Regions from separate parts of the Homo sapiens genome. Here regions 1, 2, 4, 5, 6 and 7 are each linked to region 3. A link is a contact called in ENCODE Hi-C or POLR2A ChIA-PET data. All regions are on one chromosome and are shown on one strand. The core of a region is the stretch at or near the end of the contact, and the rest is flanking DNA. Distances in the headings are between cores, read along the strand shown.

The links. A loop is a pair of places that touch in the nucleus more often than their neighbours do. ChIA-PET counts read pairs that join two places held with the same protein, here RNA polymerase II (POLR2A). Pooled maps may share reads with other maps.
Region 1: a loop to region 3 is called in a pooled map, with 13 times the contacts of the local background. The contact joins the promoter of ZSCAN18 here to the promoter of ZNF470 in region 3. A Hi-C loop is called at or near these places in 6 of 50 pooled maps.
Region 2: a loop to region 3 is called in a pooled map, with 11 times the contacts of the local background. The contact joins the promoter of ZNF552 here to the promoter of ZNF470 in region 3. A Hi-C loop is called at or near these places in 6 of 50 pooled maps.
Region 4: a pooled map shows a loop between it and region 3 (7-fold over the local background). The contact joins the promoter of ZNF134 here to the promoter of ZNF470 in region 3. A Hi-C loop is called at or near these places in 6 of 50 pooled maps.
Region 5: a pooled map shows a loop between it and region 3 (14-fold over the local background). The contact joins the promoter of ZSCAN22 here to the promoter of ZNF470 in region 3. A Hi-C loop is called at or near these places in 5 of 50 pooled maps.
Region 6: a pooled map shows a loop between it and region 3 (13-fold over the local background). The contact joins the promoter of ZNF417 here to the promoter of ZNF470 in region 3. A Hi-C loop is called at or near these places in 1 of 37 single-sample maps with no recorded cell type and 7 of 50 pooled maps. POLR2A ChIA-PET finds 5 or more read pairs at or near these places in 1 of 52 experiments (activated naive CD4-positive, alpha-beta T cell).
Region 7: a loop to region 3 is called in a map of gastrocnemius medialis, with 5 times the contacts of the local background. The contact joins the promoter of ZNF274 here to the promoter of ZNF470 in region 3. A Hi-C loop is called at or near these places in 1 of 168 maps with a recorded cell type or tissue (gastrocnemius medialis), 2 of 37 single-sample maps with no recorded cell type and 11 of 50 pooled maps.

Annotation. Positions count from the first base shown.
Region 1 is chr19:58,096,789-58,099,527 of GRCh38, forward strand. ZSCAN18 (zinc finger and SCAN domain containing 18) reads right to left here and starts at 1,443. Exons shown (of 7, transcript NM_001145543.2): 1 at 1,386-1,443.
Region 2 is chr19:57,813,558-57,816,257 of GRCh38, forward strand. It overlaps ZNF552 (zinc finger protein 552), which reads right to left and starts at 1,356. Exons shown (of 3, transcript NM_024762.3): 1 at 1,154-1,356. The coding sequence starts at 1,186. RefSeq lists an enhancer at 1,631-1,680.
Region 3 is chr19:56,566,018-56,568,717 of GRCh38, forward strand. ZNF470 (zinc finger protein 470) reads left to right here and starts at 1,451. Exons shown (of 6, transcript NM_001001668.4): 1 at 1,451-2,021. ZNF470-DT (ZNF470 divergent transcript) reads right to left here and starts at 2,004. Exons shown (of 2, transcript XM_047439806.1): 1 at 1,056-2,004. The coding sequence starts at 2,004. The coding sequence ends at 1,066. RefSeq lists enhancers at 1,131-1,180, 1,191-1,400, 1,781-1,890.
Region 4 is chr19:57,612,944-57,615,643 of GRCh38, forward strand. ZNF134 (zinc finger protein 134) reads left to right here and starts at 1,299. Exons shown (of 3, transcript NM_003435.5): 1 at 1,299-1,560. RefSeq lists an enhancer at 1,194-1,373 and a silencer at 1,504-1,553.
Region 5 is chr19:58,325,541-58,328,303 of GRCh38, forward strand. ZSCAN22 (zinc finger and SCAN domain containing 22) reads left to right here and starts at 1,454. Exons shown (of 3, transcript NM_181846.3): 1 at 1,454-1,574. LOC105372480 (a long non-coding RNA gene) reads right to left here and starts at 1,708. Exons shown (of 3, transcript NR_144444.1): 1 at 1,283-1,708. RefSeq lists enhancers at 1,339-2,081, 1,425-1,754.
Region 6 is chr19:57,915,342-57,918,067 of GRCh38, forward strand. It overlaps ZNF417 (zinc finger protein 417), which reads right to left and starts at 1,251. Exons shown (of 3, transcript NM_152475.3): 1 at 1,038-1,251. The coding sequence starts at 1,070. RefSeq lists enhancers at 1,008-1,297, 1,316-2,171, 1,568-1,627.
Region 7 is chr19:58,181,740-58,184,439 of GRCh38, forward strand. ZNF274 (zinc finger protein 274) reads left to right here and starts at 1,322. Exons shown (of 8, transcript NM_133502.3): 1 at 1,322-1,703; 2 at 2,182-2,259. The coding sequence starts at 2,227. RefSeq lists enhancers at 933-1,646, 1,315-1,734, 1,647-2,358, 1,985-2,174.

The DNA of each region.
Region 1 (2,739 bases), core at 193-2,692, 1.5 Mb after region 3:
TCCACAGATCACTTACTCATTATAAAAAGGGGTAAAAGTGCTTTTAAAAGAATGAAAAAACATGGAGTAAGGGTCGTCGTTCACATCTCAGCTGCCTTTTGTGGTCCCTGATCCACTCGCCAGGACAGACAGAACCAGAGAGATGTCCTGCGCAACTGGCCTAGGCTCCCCGAAAACCCGAGGCCAGAAATACCCAGGAAGTCACAGATTCAAGCATCATGCACAGAAAACAGCAACTCGATGCGACACGTGGTCCCGCTCTGACTCCAGGGCAGGAAACCATCCGCAGGACATGATGGGATGGGGGAAGTGAAATGGAACCGAGGAGGTGACATGGAACCAAGTGACTGTGCCACTCAGCCTCGCCCAGGAGTCAGCAAGGACACAGGCGAATATATGGGAAAGTGGAAGGAGGGCAGACAGAAATGGGGGAAGCGGGGAGGGAAGGTAGCAGGGAGAGAGAAGACAGGAGAGGAAGGAGCAAGAGCAGGGAAAGCCAGATAGTCTGGACGGGGGTAGAGGGGGATTGGGAAAAGGAAGGAGCCCAGGAGGGTGAGAGAAAGGAAATGGGGAAGGAGTGATGGGAGGGTGAGTCAGGCCCCCACCCCAACCCCCTGGGTCAGGACCGAAGCCAGTACACCCACTCTTGCCTCTTCCACGAGAGAGGTCTCCGGGGTGGGCGCAGACACCTAACTCAAACAGAACCCACCCCCAGGTGACTGGGGAGAGGCGAGATATTCCAAGGGTGGGGGCAGCAGAGACAATGCCCATTCTAGGCACCCCTTTGGTCCCCGCACCCTCCATCCCTTCCCTGCTCCAGCCCCTGGGGCCACAGCCTGCCCAGCGTCCCCCCACCACGGACACCCTCACATCCTCACACCCTCAGCCCCCACTTCCTCCCCTCCTCTTCCCTTCAGGAGCCTCCCCCTCCCTTCTCTTCCCCACTCAGGAGCCTCCCCCTCCCCCTTTTCGCCCCCCTCAGGAGCCTTCCCCTCCCCCCTTTCTCCCCCATCAGGAGCCTCCCCCTCCCTCATCTCTCCCCCATCAGGAGCCGCCCCTTCCTGTTCTCCCACCCACAGGGTGCCCTAAGCGCCTCCCCTCCACGAGCCTACACGGGGTGGGGGTTGCACTAGTTCCCTACCTGCCTGCAGGGCCCCTCACCGATCTGGATCTCAGCCACCTCCGGGGGGACCCGGCCCCTGCCCCGCACTCCACGCGAAGGGATGCCAGACCCTCGGCCTCCTGGACGCACAGCGGGGGCTCGCACCCCAACCCCGGGAACACCCTGGCCCCTTTCCCTAACGCTGCCCACTGAGGCGTCCTCACCGTCTACCCTGTTGGGGTCGCTCTCTGACCCCCGCGCTGCATCCCCGGGACCGACCCACCTGCTGCGCAGCTACCCCAGGCCGGTCCCAGCCGCCCGGAGCCCCAGTGCGCGATGGCGGCCGGCAAACTGCGCCTGCGCACTGGGCCTCACCGCGGACTACGACTCCCACAATGCCGCGAGGCTGTGCCGCGCACCGGGGCGAGCAAGGGAGCCGTGACAGGTGACAGTGCGCATGGCCAATCAGACGCGAGTGTGGCCTCCCGGCGTCCCGCCCACTCCGGCGCCTGCGTCATTTTGGGCACCATGGCAACGAAGTAAACAAGCGGGTAAATAATAGACCCCTGACAGCCAGAGACCCGGAGAAACAAAGACGGTGAGAAACGGAGAAACAAAGACAAAAAGACGCGCAGACCGGGAGGGAGAGAAGCATGAAGGCCCACAGACGCTCGGGGGCAGACCAAGACGCCCTGGGGTCCCCGAAACAGAGATGTACAGAGTCGGACACGGAAAGGGAGAGACCAGCTCACGGTTAAGAAAGGAGGGAGACCAGCCCAGGATCAAGAAAGGGAAAGACCAGCATGGGCTCAAGAAAAGAAAGAGACCAGCTCAGGCTCAGGAAAAGAGAGAGACCCAGAGAAAAGGAGCACTCGAGGCTGAGACAGATCTGGACAGAGATACAGAGACAGGGACCAGCAGACCCAGTACTGGGGAGACAAGAGGTGGAGACCCAGAGACACTGATGCGCTAAAATGGGTTCTACAGTTTCAAGGAGTGGATAGAACTCAAAGATTACCCACCCCAGGGATTCAGGAGCTGCTGAAATGAGGGAAATGTGAGTGGCAGCTGGGGTGAGGGCTTTGGCAAAGCCCCATATAAATGTAGCCCCCCTGGAAGGCAGGATAGGGCCAGGAGCTGCTTCCCATTTCAGTTTTCCAGATAGAGGCGCTTATGAGGATGCCATTTTGGTCGTTTTTGTGTGAACTGATTTTTAAAATGTATATCTGAACAGTTTATATATTTTAAATTTACATACACCACACATTTTGGTATTCAGTTTTATGAATTTTAACTCATATCCACCAACAAACTCGGGACAAAGAATAGCTCCACTGCCCAAAAATCCTCCTGCTGCCTCTTGGTAGTCACTCCCTCCCCACCCATAACCCCAGGAACAGCTAATCTAAGTAGTCCACTGCTACAATTTTGCCTTCACAGTGTCATATAAGTGGGATCATACAGTATGTGGCCTCTTCAGATTGGCTTTTTCACTGAACATAATTCCTTTGAGAGGCATTGAAGTAGTATGTATCAACAGTTCATTCCATTTTATTGAGAAGTAGTATTCTATGGTATATAGCAGTTTAAACCTTCTCCCACTGAGAGATATTAGGATCGTTTTAAGTATTTTGCTA
Region 2 (2,700 bases), core at 106-2,605, 1.2 Mb after region 3:
GGGGTACAGCCACCAACAACAATAGTTAGTTGAACAAATAGGTATCTGTGCGGTGGCTGTGATATAAGAGTCCACCCCCTCCTGACAGGCACTTCCCCTAGTATGGCCGAGGTCATGGAAAGCCCAATGTGGCACCTTCAGCACAGCAGAGATACCCTCTCTGAACGCACCTCATTCTTTTTTTTTTTTTTTTTTTTTTTTTTTTGATACGGAGTCTCGCTCTGTCACCCAGGGTGGAGTGCAATGGCGCGATCTCGGCTCACGCAACCTCCGCCTCCCGGGTTCAAGCGAGTCTGCTGCCTCAGTTTCCCAAGTAGCTGGGATTACAGGCATGCGCCACCACGCCTGGCTAATTTTGTATTTTTAGTAGAGACAGGGTTTCTCCATGGTTGGTCAGGCTGGTCTCTACCTCCGGACCAACCCGCCTAGGCCTCCCAAAGTGCTGGGATTACAGGAGTGAGCCACTGCACCCGGCCCCACCCTCCACTTTCTTGTATGCGTTCCTTAAATGCTTCTACAGCCATAAAGGCCTGAGGGAAGAGGCTGACTTTACAGGACTGTGTCCCTGATAGGATCTGGTAAGCTCAGGCCTCCCTGAACGCTTTTGTGTCCACGGAGCCAGGTGACCTTGGACTATTGTCTAACCTGCGTGTCTCAGCACAAAGTGTCATCTCTACCACCTATATGATCTACAAGGATTCAATCTCAAAGGGCCCCAACGTCATCCCCTCTCTACTCTGTTATTTATTTGGCCTTTAGGAAACTTTAAAAGCCTGGACTTTGATCCAGTCCCTTCTTTCTTGGAAATTCTCCTATTTCTAGTGTCCTCGCAATGATTTCACAGCCCCCAGCCTCCTTGCTTTTCCAGGAGGAGTTCCGCCTCACAGGTTGTTCCCTACAGGCGCCTGTGGACCCCAGGTTCCATCCTCCCGGATCCGTCCATCTCCAGGCCATTGCCCGCGCCCCTCCCTGTACCTGTCGCTCTCCCCACCGCATCCCACGGGTGTCTGAAACAGGGATCCCTCCCGAGAGCGCCTCAGTGTCCCGACGCCGGGTCCGGGTTGCAGAGCCGTAAACAGGTGCCGCTCCCTCGCTGCTTTAGGACTTGTGTGACTAGGAGGTGACCGGAGAGCACGGAAGGCGCCACAATTACCTGAACGGGGAACCTTAGCGCGGCCGCCGCCATGGGACCACGTGGGGTAAGCTGGGTTGAGAGCAGCGGGCGCCGTTAAAGAGCTGCAGAGTCACGTCTGTGCAAAGAGAAGAACGACTCTCGACCTCCTGGATCCAGTCACCACCACGGTCCCAACACAGCGCTCCAAGGACTCCCTAACGCCAATGGAAATGGTCGCTACTAAAGGGCGCCGGGAGTCCCGCCTCTACCTTACTTGCGCACACGGAAACGCCTTCAATGTGAACTCTCACTGGCTCTGCCGTGCTGTCATTTGACGCAGAGCTTTCTGGGTAATGTAGTTTCCCAGGTTCCAAGGCCGTAAAGAGAGAGATTCCCAGGGGCGCTTCGGAAGGAAAAGCCCAGCTCCACCTCCGGGGCCCTCAGGGAAGCCTCCTGACCCGCACGGTGGCGCGCGCCTGTAATCCCAAATTTTGAGAGGCTGAGGTGTCAGGACTGCTTGAGCCCAGGTGGTCCAGGCTGCACTGAGCTATGACTGCACCACTGCACTCCAGCCTGGGCGACAGAACCTGTCTCAAAAGAAAAAGAAATGTTAATTAAGCGTTTGTGCTGTTAAGGGAGGAGACCACCTCTCATATTGTTTTATGCCCAATTTCTGCCTCCAAAGAAACAAGTAAAAACTAAAAGGCAGAAATGAAATCCACAGGCAGACAGCCAGGTGCCAACCCTGGGCCTGGTTAAAGATCGACCCCTGACCAAACCGGTTATGTTATCTATGGATTCCAGACATTGTATGGAAAAGCATTGTGAAAATCCCTGTCCTGTTCTGTTCCGTTCTGATTACCACTGCATGCAGCCCCCAGTCGTGTACCCCCTGCTTGCTCAATCGATCACAAACCTCTCATGTGGACCCCCTTAGAGTTGTAAGCCCTTAAAAGGGACAGGAATTCCTCACTTGGGGAGCTTGGTAGTTGGAGATGTGAGTCTTGCCAAAGCTCCAGGCTGAATACAGCCCTGCGGCTTGTCCTGCTACATTTCTTGGTTCCCTGACTGGGAAGCCAGGTGATTAACAGATAGTCGAGGCAGCCCCTTAGGCAGCTTAGGCCTGCCCTGTGGAGCATCCCTACAGGGGACTCTGGCCAGCTTGAGGGACGCAGAACCTGAGAGCACTCCCGGGTAGGCAATTGCCCCAGTGGAACACCTCGCCAGAGTGGCGTGTGGCAGGCCCCCACAGAGGATCAATGCAGCGGCTGAACACTGGGAAGGAACAGGCACTTGGAGTCCGGACATCTGAAACTTGGTAAGACTAGTCTTTGGAACTTGCCCACTCCATTTGAGTGGAAGGGTGGCCTGATCACCCACGGCATGCCTGTACCGGCACTTTGGTTTTTGTTTTTGACTTGATTTGGATTGCTTGATACTTTCGTTTTGGTTTTGACCTGGCTTGGATTTCTGGATACTCTGATTTGGATTTTGATTCTGGTTTGGTGTAAACGGTAAAAGTGTATGTGTGCCCTTTTTACCTGTTCTTTGTTTTGTGGTGTGCGTGTGGTGTGAGCGTGGTGTTT
Region 3 (2,700 bases), core at 201-2,700:
TGGGAATGAAGGCTTCCGAGCTCTTTATATGCCAGAGCTAAAATGAGAATATTATCATTTTCATCCAACTCAAATAACCACAAACGTTACAAGCTCTAAGATGATATTTGCTGTTTCATAGTTAAAGTATCTTCACAGCTAGACTTGGCTTTATTATGTTGTTTATGATGTCTGACATAAATTGGATCCAGGAGAGTCCAGTCTAGATGTCACTGTGTGGCCTTGGGTGATTGAGTGTGACTGGGAGGGTGAGTTAGTTTCTGGTGAGCCAGTATCTATGATGCTGTATCTTGGTCAGCTGGGGCTGCTATAACAAAATATCATAGACTAAGTGACTTGACTAAGAGACTTTATTTTTCACAATTCTGGAGGCTGGGAAGTTAAAGTGCTGGCACATTCAGTTCTTGGTGAGGGCCCCGTTGGCTTGCAAATGGGTTACATCCTGCTGTGTCCTCACATGGCCTTTGCTTGGTGGTTGTGTAAACATGGAGACCCCTCCTTCCTCTTTTTTAATAAGTGCACTGACCCCATCATAAGGGTATCACCCTTATGACCTAATCTAAAACCAGTTACCTCCCCAAAGTCCCACCTCCTAACGTCATCACACTAGGGGTTAGGGTTTCACCATAGTAATTTTGGGAGGACATATTCAGCCTATAACATGTTGTGTCATGGTGAGACTGGCAATGCTAGATTTCGTGATTTCCTAAAAAATAAAATAAAAATAAAAAACTAAGCACCTACTATGTGCTGTTTTAGTCACTGAGAATATAACCCTGAACAGGACGGAAGCTGTGTGCCTTCTTGGAACCCTCCTTCCAGCAGGGAGAGATAAAATGGGGTGGGGGGAGGTGAGGGGCGTACCGTATATCAGAGAGCAGTAACTAGTAGGCATGAAATAAAACAGGTTCCACACGCGCACCATCAGAAAGTCACAAGTGTGCAAAGCAGACAAATCCCAATCTCCTCACTTTTCTATCGCGTAGGCCCCGCCCGCGCCCCAAGCCCCGCCCTGTCATGGTTTTCCTCTCCAGAGGGTAGCCGCTACGCCTTACCGACTGCGTTTCAGTGCTGTCCCACTGCTCCTGCACACCCCACGCCTGCGACCCTACCCACCACGGACAGGCGCTCCTGCGAGCTGGAAGCCAGTTCTCTGCGTCCTGAGCCTGGCAGCTGCATCTGAACACTCGGAGCCTGGCGATGGCTTCCAGAAACCCCTGCGCCGTGGGTCGCTTCAGTGAAGGGGCCTGTACTTCGGCGACCCAGACTCCGGGCTGAGAGGCCTCCTAATCCAACCAGGAGGACCAGGAGAGGCCCAAAAGGGGACACAGGGCAGTGACCGCCAGGCTTGGAGAGGAGCCGCTCCTGGCAAAGCCAGCGCCCTATTTCTGAACGCCGCCTCCGTTCCGGACTACACTTCCCAGGGGCTATTGCAGCGGAGGACACGCCCACTTCCGGAAAGGACCCAAAGCCGGGCGAGTGCACGTCCCGCCGGTTGCTGAGGAGAAGGGAGGTCTGGGCGGGGCAGCGGCCGAGGCTGGACTGGGGCGCGGCGGGGGCGGTGTCCTGGTTCCTGTGTGGGCGGCGGGCGTGAGCGTGCGCGTGTGGCCTGGTGGCTGTGAGTGCCCATACGTGGTGAGCGTGCGGTGCTGTGCTGAGGAGGGGCGAGCGCGCGCGGGGATGGCGGCCCGGTGTGTGACTGTCCGGTGCGTGGCCGCGAATCTGCGCCTGCGTGCATGGCCCGGCGGCGTGCGGAAGGCGGTGTGTGTTGGAATGAGTGAAGCACTTTAAGTGGCCAAGAGCAGGAAACCCGGCCGGAGGAGGCTTACCCCGTTCTCCCCTGTATCGACTGCGTAGAGCCCAGTGTGGGCAAAGTCCTAGAGCCCGGGGAAGTTGCCCGGGCGGGGCAGCCTCGGCTGAAGCATTTCCTGTCAGCCCTATCTGGAAGGGGCAGAGCCCAGGACAGGGCTCCATGTCCACAGGACGGCGAGGAGCGAAGACCATGGGGACTGAGTACACAGGTAAGAGTGACAGATGACGGATGTGGCTGCCGGAGTGGACATTGAGGTTTTGGGTGCTGTCTTTCGGGGTTCAGGTGCTGGAGGAGGATGTCCCCCGTTTCTAAGGCTAGTGGACCTGGAAGTCGAAAGATTTGGAGGGTCACCTTGGGTCAGAGTGGAGCTGGGTTTAGTTAGGGAGGGACCTTGACTTGGCCAGAGACACCTAACCAGATAACCTGACTCAGGTCCTTGGTATATCACTAAGGGCCCATGGGAGAGAACACTACCCGTAATATTACCCATTATAGCATTACTTCTGGGTACTCTGCTGCTGTTGAAGGAATAGCTCAGCATTTAGATTTTTACCCGTCAGAGCCTTGTCCCATCTATCACTGTAGGATTTGGGAAGAAGGCGAGATTCACAGCTTCACCCAGAAATGCCGAGGCATTCCAGCCTTTCTATGGCTTAATCACGTTCTAGTCAATAACGGAAGATATCCCCATTCCTTGGGCTTCTCTCCCTCCCCTCTGGCCTCCCACTCCAATAAAGAGAAAGGGGGAGGAAGGGCTATTTTTAGCCATATTGTTCTGTGCTTGTTTAGTTTCCTGCATGCTATAGTAATAGCTAATGTTTAATGAGTGTTTATTATGTGCCAGACACAGTTCTAAGACCTTTTGGGAGTATCAGCACCAAACTTCA
Region 4 (2,700 bases), core at 49-2,548, 1.0 Mb after region 3:
GCACTTTGGGAGGCTGAGGCGGGCAGATCACGAGGTCAGGAGATCGAGACCATCCTGGCTAACACGGTGAAACCCCATCTCTACTAAAAATACAAAAAGTTAGCCGGGCATGGTGGCAGGCGCCTGTAATCCCAGCTACTCCGGAGGCTGAGGCAGGAGAATAGTGTGAACCTGGGAGGCGGAGCCTGCAGTGAGCTATGGTCGCACCACTGCACTCCAGCCTGGGCGACTGAGCAAGACTCCGTCTCAAAAAAAAAAAACACAAAACAACTTTTGAGTAATTTAAACAATTCACAAATGTTTTTGTCTTTCTTTCCCCATACACTCGCCCTTTTCTTTTTTAAAACCATAAATAAATCTCAATTCTCAATTCAGACACTGTCGGTGTAATTGCAGGTGAAATGAGAATCACCTCCCAGCCAAGAAATCTGATCCCAATTTTCCAAATCTTTATTTCTGGGTTCAGACACCACATTTTCAGCCCCTGTCTTGGCATATAAAAGCATTTATAATGGTTCTTCTTTTCAGATAAGAAACATCACCAAAAGGAAATAGATATATCTCAACTTTTGGGCTAGGAACTCTCATTTGGATAAAAGAATATTTCTCCTTTGGTTGGACATTAGTGACCATACAGGCAGGAAAGGTGCCTTCCTTGACCACCTTCTCTCGCCTGTCTTCCTCCTCATGGTTCTCTCAGGTATTTTTTTTCTGAGGAAACCAGAGGAAGAGCTCTATATTAGTCCACTTGCCTCAGGGAGCTCCAGCATCCCTCCATAGCCACTGTCTGGAGACCATTCTTCCACTCCATGGCCCTGCCTGGGGACAATTCTCTGTTAACTCTGACCCAACTGAGGCTCACAAAACTGACTCAAAGCTTCCCTCTACAGTACACATATTTTTTAAATGAAGGAAATTTGACTGAACTATGAGTGGACTCAGAGTGACATTGGATGTTGTGTGTCCATTTGGTGGTGTGGCTTCAGGGAACATCTGTAAGAATATATCCCAATATTTCGGGGATCCCTGCAGACCTCACTACACAAGACCTGGTTGAGGGTCCTTTAAAAGGAGCGAAGCCACGCCCTGACCTCAGAGTCTCAGGGCATAATTTCTCAGCGCCCCTCGCAGTACCATTTGGCCTTTGCCCAGCGTGCAGGGGAGTTAGCCGTCACCACGGCCAAGTGCACATGAGAACTGCATTGCCCAGAAACCTGTGCGCCGCCCGGCGGCGGCACTCTTAGGGGCGTCTCCCTGCGGACGGAAGCTCTCTGGGCGGGACTTCCGGTATCTTCCTCGCGGTGGACATCTTGTCGGCTCTTAGGTGGAACCATCGGAGCAGAAGCTCGGGGTTGCTGGGCGGTTCCGAGGTGACGGAAGCGGGAGGGTGCGGGAGAAGTCGCTGTTCGCTCTGCGGAGTGGCTCGCCAGCGAAGACCCCGCCTGCGCCCCCGGGGACGGACGACCGCGGTGCCAGGGTCCCGCGACCTGGGACCCCCTCGCGGCTCCGGGTGGTCTACGAACTGTGATGGCGGCGGCCGCGGTGATGGGCCCGGCGCAGGTGGGTGCTGCCTTTCCCAGACTTTCGCCCGCCCCAAATCCTGAAGTTCCAAATGAGGAGCGCCTGTCTGAGTCCCTGCAGCGCAGGCCCCAGTGTCCAAGGCAGCGGGGCGCTGGTGGGTGGGGGCGAGTGTGACTGGCAGAGGGGCAGCCTGAGCATAGGTTTGGAGCTGGACTGAGCCCGTAGCAGTCGGGAGCGTGTGTGAACCGTAGTCAGGCCTGCAATGTCGAGGGGAGAAGTTGCTCCTTCATTGCGAGGACGATAGGAGCCATGGCGGGTTTTGAATGGTGGAGGGAAGGGATCCGAAAAAGGATTTTTAAAGTATTCCAATGTTTGCTGAGGAGGAAACCGACTACAGTGAGGTAGAAACGATGAGGATGGAGGCAAGGAGACGTTTGAGGAGGTCCCTGCAACAAACTCCAGAAGTGTTGCGGTGGTGGCTGGGCCAGAGCAGTGGCAGGAGGGGTTGGGTGGGGAAGTCATGAGATTCTGGGTAGATTTTTAAAGATGGAACCAATGGGGTTTCCTGCCGCATCAGATGTGGTCGTGAGTGAATGTAGGGAGGAAAGGGCTATCCAGGGTTTTTTTGGCCTGTTTTCCTTCCTGAACGTGTGAAAGAATGGAAATTGGTAAGTCACAGCAGGGAGCACGTTTCAGGGGCATCAGGAATTGGGTTTTGGACTTGGTGAATCTAAGGTGTTCTGCACTGGAGGTTCATCACGGGTAGCTGAACATGCAGGTCTGGGGTTCTAGAGAGGGAGTTGTGCTAGAGACTTCAATGGGTGAGGCATAAGGTCAAAGCCTGTAGTAGATCAGATTTAGAGGGTGGAATTTCAAGGAAGTTATTTTGTGTGGTCTCTGAAGTGAGAGGTGGGTTTAGGGTGGAAGGCCAGGGATGAAGGGGTGGACACTTAAGATTCCTTCCAGAAAGGAGGGGTCCTGGCATGTGAAAGCATTCTAGATGGTGTTGTTGGAAGTCAATGCTTGGTGCTGCAAAGTGAAACCAGCACTCAGGCAAAAGTTTTCTCAGCAAGGCAATTTACTTCTGTGCAAGTGTGCTGCCTGTGTTAATCACGATCCCAAGAGCACACTGAACAAAGGAGGGAAGGGGTTTTTATCTCTAACCCATAGTCCCTACCT
Region 5 (2,763 bases), core at 204-2,703, 1.8 Mb after region 3:
TCTATGTATCGGGCCCCAAGCCAGAGTCTCCTGCTCAATGTCTCTTACACATACACACACACACAGAGAAGATACATTCTCACACACAGTCCAGGCATCGACTGAATCACACAATCACACTACCATTCACAGTCACCGTAACAACATCACACACAGTCTAGGGCCTTTATACTGTGTCAGGTCCACCCCATTACCTCTAAGTATCTGTCTCAGACACAATTACACCTGGTGCAGGCAAACACAGCTGCATGATTATCACATATGATGATTAAATCACAGGTCACACACACGCAGAGTAAGCACACAGAACAACCCACAAACCTGGTCACAGAGTGACTCATGCAGACAGACGCCCAGCTCAAATTCAGTAAAAAATGATACACATTTATAAAAATGATTACATGTGTTCACAGAGAGCCACACATAGCTACACTCAATACACACCCTGACATAGGCAACCACACCGCTCACCTCTCACAAAGGCACCTTCAGTACTTACACAGACACTCACACCCACAAGCCCTCAGACAGGCACCCTCTCCCCTCACTCCTAACATGGGCACCCTCACCTCTCACCCAGGTACCCTTGTTACTGGTGGAGGGTGTCCAGGTTCTTGGCATCTTGAACAAATAATTGGACAAAATGCACAAAGAAAAGAATGAAGCAACAAAAGCAGAGATGTATTGAAAATGAAAGTACACTCCACTGTATGGGAGCAGGCCGGAGCATAGGGGCTCAAGAGCCCGGTTACAGAATTTTCTGGGGTTTAAATACCCTCTAGAGGTTTCCATTGGTTACTTGGTATATGCCCTATGTAAATGAAGAGGACGAAGTAAAGTTACAAAGTGATTTACTCCATGTACGCCCTGCATAAATGGAGAGGATATTTCCTACCATAGCTGCAGTTTCCATTTGATTTACTTCTAGGAAGTCCTTAGGTTCCCTGCCTCCAGACCCGATTTTCTTGCCTCACCCTTACCCCTCACCCCTCACACAAACACCCTCAGCCCTCCCAAAGCCACCCTCAGCCTCACACAGCCGCCCTCACCCTCAGCCTCACACAGGCACCCTCAGCTCTCACACAGGCACCCTCAGCCCTCACACAGCCGCCCTCACCCTCAGCCTCACACAGGCACCCTCAGCCTCACACAGGCACCCTCAGCTCTCACACAGGCACCCTCAGCCCTCAGCCCTCACACAGCCGCCCTCACCCTCACCCTCACACAGGCACCCTCAGCCTCACACAGGCACTCTCACCCTCAGCCTTCACATTTCCCTCACCTCCAAGTCCCGCCTTTCGCGCATCGCCTGCTGCTCTCCCACTCAGCGCCACCTCAGTCCCACAAAGGCCGGGCTGGGATCCTGTGGCCTCCGTGCTGACCAACGTCAACTACAATTCCCAGCAGGCACCGCGCCTGGGTACACTTGAGCTTCCGGAGGACGCCGGGAATTGTAGTCCTGGCGGGCGTGGGCCCTTGAGGTGTGCTGGGAGCTGTGGTCCGGGTCGGCGGGCGCGCAAGTTGGCTAGTCTCTGCGGCCACCTCCGGAAGGGTCCGCCGGCTGTGCTGGTGAGGTGGGTTTCGGGGGTGTTCTCCGTCCTGATCCAGGCTGGAGAGGGGCACAGCAGGTCCAGAAGCCGCGAACCTCTGGGGCGGCCAGAGCGAGATGCGGGGTACCGCCCAGCGGGTAGAGAGTGAGAGGCTGACTAGGGGACGTGAGTAGACGGACTGCGAGTGCCGGACACACGCGCAGAGGATGTGACGGACTGACGGACCAGGCGTGGACGGACCGTGTGTGCACGGACTGACGGACCCGGTGTGGACAGACTCACGGACCGAATGTGGTGCGGAATGACACACTGAGTGCCGGACGGACCGACGGAGAATGTGTCGGACTGACGGAGTGTGTGTCGGATGGACTGATTGACCGGGTGTGGGGCGGACGAAGTGTGGAGCGGGCGGACAGATAACAGATAAAATGTAGGACCAGTGGCCTGGGAGGGTGTGGGGCGGACCCGTTTATGTGTCTGATAGGCGGTTCTGTGTCTGACACCTCTTGGGTGTGTGTATCTGACGGGTTGGAGTGTGTGATTCTGATAGGTTGAGTGTAACACTAACCATGGAGTGTGTGACTGACAGAGATGGTTGCCGTTTGAGACTTCCTACGTGGGTTGTGAGATACTGTGAGAGGGTGAGCGTGTGACGGTGGGATTTCAAGTGTGACTGATTTTCTTTGTGTGTCCTTGAGATGGTGACTAAGATTATGAATGACTGTGATCAGAATAATACTGTGTGATGGAAATGCTGCGAGGGCCTGTGTTTATTTTTGAGACGGAGTCTTGCTCTGTTGCCCAGGCTGGAGTGCAGTGGCGCAATCTCGGCTCACTGCAACCTCCATCTCCCGGGTTCAAGCGATTATCCTGCGTCAGCCTCCCGAGTAGCTGGGATTACAGGCACCGGCCACCACACTTGGCTAATTTTTGTATTTTTGGTAGAGACGGGCTTTCACCATGTTGGTTAGGCTGGCCCGGAACTCCTGACCTCAGGTGATCCACCTGCCTAGGCCTCCCAAAGTGCTGGGATTATAGGCATGAGCCACCATGCCTGGCCAGGCCTGTGTTTATTTGACTGATTATAGGTGACATTGAGATATTTCCTGTGTCTGGGTATTTTGAAGGCTGTGGCTGACAGACTGTACCTGAGATAATATGTGTTAATATCTGATTGACTGAGATTTTTATCAGGGAGACTAAAACTTGGGTG
Region 6 (2,726 bases), core at 1-2,500, 1.3 Mb after region 3:
AATGCACAGCCCTCGGCCTGCTTACTCTTCCAGGGAGAGCTCCACCTCACACTTTGTTCCAGACAGGTTCCATCCTCCCGGCTCCGTCCATCTCCAGGCCATTGCCTGCGCCCCTCCCTGTGCTTGTTGCTCTCCCCACCGCATCCCACGGGTGTCAGAAACAGGTGAAACCGTCTTTGCAAAATTATAACTGAGGAAATTATGACAGTGAAAGAAATCAGACCTTACTGACTCCGTCTTGCTTCCAACCTTTCAGCTGTCCTTGTTCATTCCTGGGTATAGGCTGAATTAACTTAGGGAAGGAATTCAGTTCATGGTTTCACTCTGAAACAAAATTGATAATAGCCCTTTCCTGAAAAGACCCCCTTCTTGCCTGGAGAACAGCCTGCCTTTGCAGGACTAACGAATTAGCTACAAGGTTAGAAATTACCGTTTAGGGGTCATGCAGCTTCTGACTCCAAGAGTCTGAACCTCCCCAAGTTGCTCCTGAAGATAAATCACTATTGTAAAACCTAAGATCAGTGCTTGAGGTATTTTGCAGATCCTGCACTGGATGGATCAGCTGACAACACACAGACCGGTAATCTGGGTCAATCAGTTCTGCCATCCCACCCAGAACAGAAAACAGCATGAAAAACTCACTTTAACCCTCTATGAATCCATCTCAGGTCCCAACCCTTACCGCCAAATTAATGTTGAAAACTCTGATCCCGGAATGCTAATGGAGACTGATTTGAGTAATAATAAAACTCCTGTCTCCAGAACAGCCTGACGGCTCTGCGTCAATTACTATTTCTCCATCGCAATTCTCCAGTCTTCATAAATCGGCTCTGTCTAGGCAGCTGGCAAGGTGAACCCACTGGACAGTTACACAGGGACCCCCACTGGACAGTTACACAGGGACCCCTCCTGCGAGCGCCTCAGTGTTCCTACGCCGGGTACCGGCTACAGACCCGTGAGCAGGAGCCGCTCCCTCGCTGGTTTAGGACCTGGGTGACGATGGGGTGACCTGAGGGCACAGAAGGCGCCACAATTACCTGAGTCGGGCGCCTCGGCGCAGCCGCTGCCATCGGACTACTTGGGGAAGCACGGCCCGGGAGCAGTGGTCGCCGTCACGGGGCTGCAGAGCCGCCTCTGGGCACCGAGGACGATTCCTCTCCACCTTCTAGGTTCAGTCACCGCGGTCCCCCCCCAGCACTCAGGGGCCACAAACTGGGGAAACACCCGCGTCACCGATACACAGCCGCTACTAGAGACCCCGGAAGTCTCAGCCTTACGTTACGTGCACACGTGGAAATGCCTTCTTTCCGAGTGCTCATTGGCTCTGACCGGCTGTCGTTTAACGCAGAGCTTTCTGGGTAATGTAGTTCCCCACTTTCCATGGCGCTAAAAAGAGCGATACCCAGAGTCCATCTGCAGGAAAAGCCCGCCATCAGGTCAGGGGTTCTCCTTAAAAAGCGCACCCTTCTGGCCGGGCGCAGTGGCTCAAGCCTGTAATCTCAGCACTTTGGAAGGCGGAGGTGGGCGGATCACGAGGTCAGGAGATGGAGACCATCCTGGCTAACACGGTGAAACCCCGTGTCTACTAAAAATTCAAAAAAAAAAAAAGTTAGCTGGGTGTGGTGGCGGGCGCCTACAGTCACAGCTACTCTGGAGGCTGAGGCTGGAGGAGAATGGCGTGAACCTGGGAGGCAGAGCTTGCAGTGAGCTGGGATCGCGCCACTGCCCTCCAGCCTGCGCGACAGAGCAAGACTCTGTCTCAAAAAAAAAAAAAAAAAAAAAAAAAAAAAAAAAAAAAAAGGCGCCTTTCTAGGGCAGAGGAGGGGTCTCACCTAGCCTTAGAAGCCGTATTGAGATTCCTGGAGACTAGTGTCTGTAACTAATCACTCAAGAATCTGGAAAAATACTGTTTCAGATTTCGGGGAGCGCAAGGTAAATAATAGGGAGCTCAAGCTAAAACTATTATTTAGGATTCTCCTAAAGGCTAAAAATCCAAATTACCACACCGTTTGAAACAGTCGTTCAGTCGCAAAATACCTGCACTGGAAGCAGAGGCTGATAAGCGTTGTTGTGTTATAATGTGTCTGAAGGCCCTCAGAAGCCTTAGAGTGCCTAAGGCAAATGAAGGAAGTTAGGGATGTGCTCCCCTATAGCAGGAGTGCAAAGCTGAATCTCTGTGATTCCTACAGAAAACAACTCTCCTGCTGATAGAATCTGTGAAAGGAAAATCTTGTGGCCTCAAAATTACTAAGCTAAAGGGAAAAGTCAATCTGGGAACTGCTCAGGGCAAACTTGCCTCCCATTCTATTCAAAGTCTTCCCTCTCCTCACTGAGATAGATGCCTATTCTGATTGCCTCCTTTGGAAGGACTTATCAGAAATTAAAAAGAATCCAACTATTTGTCTCTCTACCTGTCTACCTGTGACCTGGAAGTCCCCTCCCTGCTTCGAGTTGTTCCCGCCTTTCTGGTCGGAACCAATGTACTTCTTACATATATTCACTGATGTCTCATGTCCCCCTAAAATGTATAAAACCAACCTGTACCCCAACCACCATGGGCACATGTCGTCAGGACTTCCTGAGGCTGTGTCACGGGCATGTGTCCTCAACCTTGGCAAAATAAACTTTTTCTTTTATGAGACGGAGTCTCGCTCTTTGGTCAGGCTCGAGTGCAGTGGCGCGATCTCGGCTCACTGCAACCTCTGCCTCTCGGGTTCAAGTGATTC
Region 7 (2,700 bases), core at 72-2,571, 1.6 Mb after region 3:
AATCCAGAACAAAACAAGACTATTAGTAAACATGACTACTTAACATAGCTCTGTCATACTAGCTAGGACTATACAATGTTAATTTTTTAAAGTTGAAATATGGAAAAAGAAGATATCAAATTACTTATTAATTGGGGATGGTGTTGTATCTATAATAGACACGAAAAATCCAATGAAATATTATTAGACTATAAGATATCTGCACAGTCTCTGAGTAAATACTCCTATGCCAAAATCAACACACTAACAGCAACAATTAAACAATGTGTAGCCTGAGGTTGGATCCTCCACAGTGACCAAAAAAACCAACAACCCGTGGAACAAGTTTAGCAGGCAGTGTACACGACCACCAGAGGGAGGCAGAGGGCTGCTGAGACCTGCCAGGAAATATCAAGAAAGAGGACACAGGGTCCTGAGCACTGAGAGAGATCATTAGGGCCCTCAGGTCCCAAGAAGACAAGACCATACTGGGACCTGGGACCTAAGGAAGATAAGAAAACACCAGATGTCGGTCCTTGAGGAAGCCAAGAGAATACCTCCTTGTCCTGAGCTCCCAAGGAAGATGAGAGCACCCTGGGCCCAAGGATGGGTGGCACACACCAGGTCCTGGACAGCTACAGACTTAGGTTTCCTCTCCCTAGACATGAGCACCTCAGCTTCCAGGAGCAAACTGGACCACAGGGGGACACTAGGCAGAGGATCCTGCTCCTCCTCCCCAATGCCTGGGGTACAGTTAGCCCTGATCATCTCTCCAGAACTAGGGTAGACGTTTGGCCTCATTCCCATCACACTTGTGGTCCACCTAGTCTTCCCTCCTTCCCCTTGCACACCCCTGACCTTCCTACTCCCTTCCTCTAATCCCCAGAACTAGGGTGGACGTTTGGCCACGTTCCCATCACACTTCCGGTCCTCCGAGTTTCCCTCCCCTCCCTGACCTTGAGTGGACACTTGGCCCTGTCCACCCTCACTTTCAGGCAGGACCCATCTCCCAGAAACATAAGTGCCGTCAGTCCCAACTCCTGCACACTTCCGGCTCTCCCAGTCCTCCCCTTCTTTCTCGACTTTGAAACTGGTGGAACTTCAGTACCTCTCCCCACTCCCCCCGCGACTTCCGTCTTCCAGTCCCCCTCCTTCCCCAAAAGTTGCGTGGACTCTAGCCCCGCCTCCTACATTCTCCCCGCCCTCCCTGTCCCCGCCCCTCCACCCAGATGGACGGCCAGTTAGGCCCGCCCCCTGCACTTCCGGCCCTACCCGCCCTTCCTCTTCCCAAGGGACGTCATAATTAATCCCGCCCCCACCGCCACCCAACCAAGCATCACCCATTCCAGCACTTCCGGCCTGACCCCTGTCCAGCGCCTTTCCTTTCTCCAGCTTCTGCTCTGCCCCAAGAGTGGTCGCCTTCGTGGCAGGGCACGACTCTCTCCCAGCTCGGGTCGCCGCCCACATTAGTGTGGGGCCCTGCGGCCTAGCGTCCCTCACCAGAGGCCTCCCCTTGCCTAGCTGGACCGCCGAGGGACATCGACGAGTATCCTCCTCCTGCTGTCCCCGGCTTCGCCTGCCGCCCCTAACCGGCCAGTCAAGATGGCCGCCGCTGGGTGAGGCAAGCTGGCGCGCCGCGGGGGCGTCTGGGAGTTGTAGTTCGGGACGGCGGGCTGACGCACTTCGCCGCCGGCCGACGGGCGCCATTGTGCGGCGCGCGCCGGGTGAGTGCCGCGCGAAACCTGCGTCCGTCGGGGGCTGCGCTGGGCGGGTCCAGAACCGTTAGTTGGGGGCGAGCGCGGCCTCTGCATTTTCCGCCGAGCTCGGGTACCCTGAGCCGGCCGTGCCTGCAGTCCTCCCGCCGCTCTGTGGGATGGGGTCGGTGACCCGGAACCCCGAGGGGAGACAGTGCTTTCGGGGCGCCGCGGTGGAGAGAACAGATCGCCTCCGGAAGCGTGGGGTCTGGGCCAGGGAGGCGATCCCCTCCGATGCGCGGGACAGAGGAGGCTCGGTGTCCTCTCGGGGAGGGGAAAACTGGTCCTATCCAGTCCTGTGGGAGTCCTATGACTCACTCTGGGCGTTTTCCAGTTTGGGTGGACTTGTCATTTCCCGCTGAGGGAGCCGTTCCTGGGCGGAGGCTGCGGTAGCTCCCCAGCGGACACCTTAAGCCTCTCCCTCCCCTCCCAACTTCGGTTTCCTCAGGACTCTGCCCACTTCCACCAGAGACACATTGAGAAGGAGGAAACTATGGCCTCCAGGCTTCCGACGGCCTGGTCCTGTGTGAGTAGAGGCTTCCTTCAGCTTTTGAGTCCGCTACTGCACCTGGGAGGATGCGGATGGTGGTGAGATACCACCTTCCCTGAGATACCCCCATCCTCCAGAGCACCTCGGGGAGGGGGTAGAGATTGGTTGGGCATGAGAGATCCTGCGTGATGGTGGAACCGCAGGTTGCTTGGTTTTCCAAGGGTGTAGTTAGAATAGAGACCAGATTGTAGGGGCTTCTGAAGGCCAGGTTAAGGCTCTTGCTTGTATCCTTTATATTGGGAAGAGTAATTGACAGGTCTTTTGTTTGTTTGTTTTTTGTTTTTTGAGATGGAGTCTCCCTCTGTCGCCCAGGCTGGAGTGCAGTGGCGCGATCTTGGCTCACTGCAACCTCCGCCTCCTGGGTTCAAGTGATTCTCCTGCCTCAGCCTCCCCGAGTAGCTGGGACTACAGGCGTGT